Linked DNA regions of Homo sapiens: region 2 is linked to region 1. The links are chromatin loops, found by intact Hi-C in ENCODE. Cell type or tissue: Caco-2. All regions are shown on one strand. Links, peaks and the distances in the headings refer to the core of each region. The heading gives the core; the rest is flanking DNA.

Region 1 (2,920 bases), core at 142-2,641:
TATCCAACAAAAGACTAGTATCTAGGATTTATAAAGAACTCTCAAATCTAAATAGTAAACAAACAATTCAATTCAAACACAGACATGAAGAGACATTTAACCAAAGAAGATATACAGATGGTAAATACGCACAAGAAGAGATATTCAACATTATTAGTCATTTGGGAAATGCAAATTAAAACCACAATAAGGTGTCACTGCCTACCTCTCAGAATAGCTAAAGCATTATTTAAAAAAAAAAAAGTAACATCAAATGCTGGTGAATATGCAGAGAAATGGATCACTCACACATTGTTTTGGGGAATGTAAAATGGCACAGCCATTCTGGAAAAGTTTGGTAGCTTCCTCTAAAACTAAATATGCAATTACCACGCACTGCCAGTCATTTATCTCAGAAGACAAAGACTTGTGTTCACACGAAAACCTGTACATGAATGCTTATGGAAGTTTTACTAATAATAGCTCCAAAAATGAAAATGCTACAACTATCTCAAAATTTAAAGTTTGTTTTTTAAAAGAGCGAAAAGGAGGTTCAGAAGTATTAAATAATTCATCTGAGGCTGCCCCACTAACAGGATTAGAATTCAAACCTCATGGCTAAACAAACTGGCACATCTATTACTCCGCAGTAAAAAGGAATGAGCTATTAGTTCGCATAACGATCTGGATGAATCTATAGAGAATTATCTAAGTGAAAAAGCCAATCCCAAAAGTTTACATAATGTATGATTCCATTACATAACATTCACAGACAAAGAAAGGGATGCTGTATTGGCTGAAGTAATTTGTCCTGATTATCAAGGGGAAATTGGGTTGCTACTATGCATAAAAGTAAAGAAGAATGTACAAGAGATACCCTAGTGCCATCTCTTAGTACAGCCAATTCTTGTTATTTGTGGTAGTTATGTTCCAAAACGCAGCTGCAAACACTGAATTAGCAAATACTGAACCATTGCTCCTAGGATGTGTGCTCATTCATATATGTTTCATATTTAAGCAAGCATATCTCACATAGATTATAATCTTAACTCCTCAAAACAGTTGATCCTTGTAGATTCTATTTTCTTTATTTTACAAAGGTGAAAATGCTATTCAAAATTAAAATTTTGTTTTTTAAAAGAGTGAAAAAAAGGTTCAGAAGTGTAAAATAACTTGCATGAGGCTGCCCCACTATCAAGGTCGGACTTCAAACCTCATCTGACTGACCCTAAAGCTGGAGCTTCTTGCACTACACTGCACTGCCCCCTACTGGCTGCATCCTCCGGTCATCGCTGTTTGAAAGCTGAGACAGGAAAGCAGAGCATTGTCTTGTTAATAACCTCAGCGGGAGACGTGCTCTGAATGTAGTTGACTCAATTTTTTCTCTGCTCTGTGTATGTCCCTTGAATGACCAAGAAACCCTGCATTTCAGACTTGCCTAGCCAGCACCCACAATCACATAAGCCGATTCCTCGCAGTAAATTTCTTAAAATATGTATTTCTCCTACTGGTTCTGCTTCTCTGGTTGAAACGTGACTGATATACAATGGAAAAGGGAAGTAAAGCTCCAGATGGAACTTACTAATTAGCTGTAGCTGACTTGAAGACAGTGCAATTGTCATTGATTGTCCAGGTGGGCCCAATTCAATCACAAGGGTCTTTCACTGTGGAAGAGGCAGGCAGAAGAGTCTTTAAAGATAGAAAGAGACCCCAGGCCAAAATGCTGGTAGCCTGTAGTATGTGGAAAAGACAAGGAAATAGATTCTTTGTTAGAGCTGTCAGGAAGAATGCAATCCTGCTGTATCTTGATTTTAGCCCAAGGAAACCAATTTAAAACTTCTGACCTCCAAAACTGTAAAATAATAAATTTGTGTTCTTTTAAGCTACTTAATTTGTGGGAATTGGTTAGAGCAGCAATGGAACTAATAAACCAAAGCTATGAAAGCTGTCTTAAAATTTTCTTAGAATAAAAGAGTGAAAAAAACCCATAAATCTAATGTATTAATATATATAAATGATTTATGTGTTTACATGAATATATGTTTCATTTACAAAAACATGTAAACATATAAATTTTGACACAAAAATTATAACTAGTTTATGTTTTATAAAAGAAATTCAGAAAAAAATTACCATTGGGATTAGGCTTTATGTAAGAGAATGTTCACACTGAAGTTTTTGTTGTGATAGTACACTATAACAGATGTAAGATTCAAGACAGAACCCCTTATGAATAATTTGTAAAGAAACTGGTCCAAAAATGGCTTCATGACCCTTGAACTCCTCAACCAAATCAAGAATAAAAAGGGAGAGGTAAGTGTGGGGAGAAAGAAGATTTTTGTGAGAAGAATATCTTTGAAAGAAGATATTGTATGTGGTATGGCGCTGAGCTGCGAGCCCCATTTCACTCCTATCTCAAGGGGGAAGGAGAGACCTGCCATTTCCTGGGGTGGGAGAGATTTCCCAGGGATGATTCCTGCCTGAGGCCACAGAGGCTCAATTCCTTTGTAGCAGAGCCAGGAGAGGAAAACTGTGCTGGGATCTATGGTCATGTGCCAAATAGCGACGTTTCAGTCAATGATACACCACATATATAACAGTGATCCCTCAAGATTATAATACCATATATTTATGGTAACTTTTCTATGTTTACATACACAAATATATAAAATATATAAATCATGTTACATTTACATCATGTTACAATTGCCTACAGAATTCAGTACAGTAACATGCCATACAGGTTTGTGGCCTAGGAGCAATATATACCATATAGCCTAGGTGTGTAGTAGGCTATACCATCTAGGTTTGTGTAAGTACACCCTATGATGTTAACACAATGGCAAAATCACCTAACAACACATTTCTCAGAAGCTGTCATCCACAAGAGAGCAAGCTGGCACCAGGTCGGCTTGGCCCCAGTCCAAGCAGAACACTTGGG
Region 2 (2,920 bases), core at 239-2,738, 62 kb before region 1:
AAAAGTTTTATGAATGGACTACCAGTTTTTGCTTTTTTGAAAAGAAATATTACAATAAGGTTATTTGCTCAAATAAAACCTACCTGACACTCTTGCAAATGTTTAGGGAGGGAAAGTGTGTCTCCCTTTATATTTACTGTTTCTCTCTGAAGCCAATTTCATTTTTTTCAACATCCTGGCCATCTGCATTCATATAAAGTGGTTATTTTCATGGATAATTCACCTTATATATGAAATATAAAAGGTATCTGGAATAAATTCATTGCAAAATTGATGTTACCTGTTAAATCTTCCTAGTAGTTTGTTTTCACCAAAATAAAATGAGTGAGATTTACTGCTTTCCTCTGATTTTTTTTCTACTTCAGTAACAGTTTTAGAAGCAAGTGAATAATTATCTTTTACTTTAGATATCTTGAAATTTGCTTGAAGTCATTCTGGACCCCTTTACAAAAGCTACCTGCGGACCAATCCTGGGGCTCATATTAATTTTACAGACGTCGGGCACCCAGGGTTGCCCCGAGTAGGGGAGGGTGGAGTGCGCGATGCCACGTGTAAGTTAGCAATCATCGGCTCTATTAAAACGGTTCCATATCTTCCAGCCCCGCACTCATGATTCACAGTAATGCCTAGTGTTAGCACTCACTAATCGACAATTTGATGGGGAAGGTGAGGAGGAAAACGACCCTGGAAGCAGAGTGCTGGTTTCACACCCGCTGGGTATCTGTTACATGTGAATTTCCTCTGGCGCCAGCAGGTATTTTGAGCAGGCATCTAGAGGGATCCCAGAGGGGAAAGATGGGAGTGCGTAAGATGGAGCTGTAAGCCTGCGGATCAAAGCTTTAAATATCCCAGAGGAAATCGGTAACATCCGGATTGATTGGCCGAAGGGGTTTAAGTGGAATGGGGAAGATAATTCGAATTTCTGAGGTTTAGAGGAGCAGGGGAAGAGGGTGGAAAGGTAGGGAGTAAACAAGATCTCAGAGGAGAGCCCACATTAGACAGGCGCACATTGAAGATGGGAGGCTTTACCCTCGCTTTTAGCCCTGGGAACCCCAGAGGGCAACTCCAGTCAGCAGATAGTGCCAGCGTGCAGGGGATGGGCTGCGACCGCTCCCAGTGACCCCACGAAACCCAGAGGGGAGGCTGAGGCTCTGAGGCCAGCCAGGGGAGCTGACGATCTCGCAGAAGCCGCGGCGAGTCTCCCCCGGAGGTCTAGGAGGCAGAGCCATTAAAGCCAGGCTGCCCGCTGAAACGCACAGTAAAAGTGACTGCGATTTATTTGGATTAGTCAGTATAAAGGTCTGGGGAGACAGCTATTTATTCGATACGGGACCTTGACAAATTGGGCAGTGCAAGAAAGGACAGTCCCTCTGACCTCAGGCGGTGCTGGGGCGGAAGGTAGGAACCTCCCACCTGCTCCTGGCCCCAGGGGGCGCGCATGCCCAGCGGGAGCGCATCTTCACCTGCGGACGTGAGGCTGCAGCGCTGCCGGCCCCAGCCAGCCAGGGTGCCCTCTCCCGGCTTGAGGGGTTCGTATTGCTGCCTCCAGGCCTCCAAGGGAGATTTCCGCTCACTCTCTGGCGGCACCTTCTCCCCAGCTTCTGGGACGGTCACCAAATCTGAGATCCTGCCCGGTTACCCTGCAGGTGACCCAGTACCCCCGAAGGGTCCACCTGGATAAAAGTCGTTTGGTCTGGCAGCATCCGGGTCATATATCTGAGAGGTCGTTTAGAAGTCTTTTTTTTTTAAGCGCTGACAAGTGATTTGAACGTGAAATTTAATTCCACTTAATATGAAATGTAACTAAAATATACTGGTTCTTAACAGCAGACAACCCTTGGTGTCTCAGCGACTCTGCAGTAGATCCGCTCCAAAACCCTGCAAGCCTTGCTCCTACAGCTCTAACGTGAAAAGAACAAACCACTGCCACATTCATTCGTTCTGTATTTCCGAACTTTATTTATTTCTGTTGTTAGTGTATTAGGTGCTACATTAAAATCCTTTAAAAACAGAGACATTTGTATTAAATATCTACGCACAAACATAAATAGGTAAATTTCTAACTGCTATGCAATCAAAAGGAATTATTTTTCCAGAAGTCTATTACTTTTAATGTAATTTATTGCTGCCTCAGCTTTAAGGCCAATGCTGTCTTATCAGAATATGCAGGCTTAGATACCTAAAATACGTAGTTCTGAACAAGAACTCCCCGTTGATAACAAGTAAACCTAATCACTTTGCTTTCAGGATCTGAAACAGTACTTTTTGGACAATATCTAAAAAGCCGTGCATGAAGCAGTGAGGTTAATTTGTTTAATTGTTTGCTTTTATTTTGGTTAAAGACCTAAGACTGGGAGAATAAATTGAATAAAATTCTTTCTTATTCAGTAAAAGGAATCAGATCCCTTGAGTTAGAAAGATGAAAGTTCAATGTGGCCAGAAGATGAGGGTTTTAGCCCTTTTGATGGAGACTATTTGAACCTGAAAATTTTGCGTGGCTATCTATCTTGCTAAAAGTCAGGGTGAGATAAAGTGTAATCTGGCTCTGATTTCTGCTGGAAAGAAAACATTGAAATGACTGCTCATTTATCACTGTGCCCACCCTCCCCCTCCTCCACCTTGGTTTAATTGACAATGTAACACCGAGCTGTTTGTGTCTTCCCTTGACTGTTGGAAATGAAACCAATCCGGTTGAAAGGAGAGTTCTAAATTATCGGGTTTATTATGTAAAGAAATTATAAGAAAAAAAGTAGAGGAAGTAATTGTAAAAACTCTACTGTCTGCGTGAACACTGGAGAACCATCTAAATTTTGTGTTAATTCATCAGGCTTTCCTTCTTGTATGGCTGCTTGGTGAATCTGCATATATAGGTTCCCTGACAAAAGCAGCTATTTAAGAGTTTAGTCAAGATACTATTTGT

What was found. Hi-C counts contacts between places; a loop is a spot of excess contacts. Peaks named below come from ENCODE experiments on the same cell type or tissue, not always from the same donor. Only the 100,000 strongest peaks of a DNase experiment are listed, where the experiment ranks them.
Region 2: it touches region 1 in a loop (7-fold over the local background); 5 of 110 quality-filtered maps call a loop at or near these places.

What each region holds. Positions count from the first base shown.
Region 1 is chr6:133,915,501-133,918,420 of GRCh38, forward strand. No RefSeq gene overlaps it. Among named protein-coding and RNA genes, the nearest start is that of TCF21, 28 kb to the left of the region's middle. In Caco-2, for the core only: a CTCF peak has its summit at 1,249 (motif pointing left); a DNase peak (open chromatin) is centred at 1,231.
Region 2 is chr6:133,853,658-133,856,577 of GRCh38, forward strand. The region is part of intron 1 of TARID (TCF21 antisense RNA inducing promoter demethylation); the gene reads right to left. LINC01312 (long intergenic non-protein coding RNA 1312) reads left to right here. Exons shown (of 3, transcript NR_027030.1): 3 at 1-335. Among named protein-coding and RNA genes, the nearest start is that of TARID, 34 kb to the right of the region's middle. RefSeq lists an enhancer at 517-1,255. In Caco-2, for the core only: no CTCF peak of the experiment used is centred there; a DNase peak (open chromatin) is centred at 1,454; H3K4me3 peaks cover 508 bases.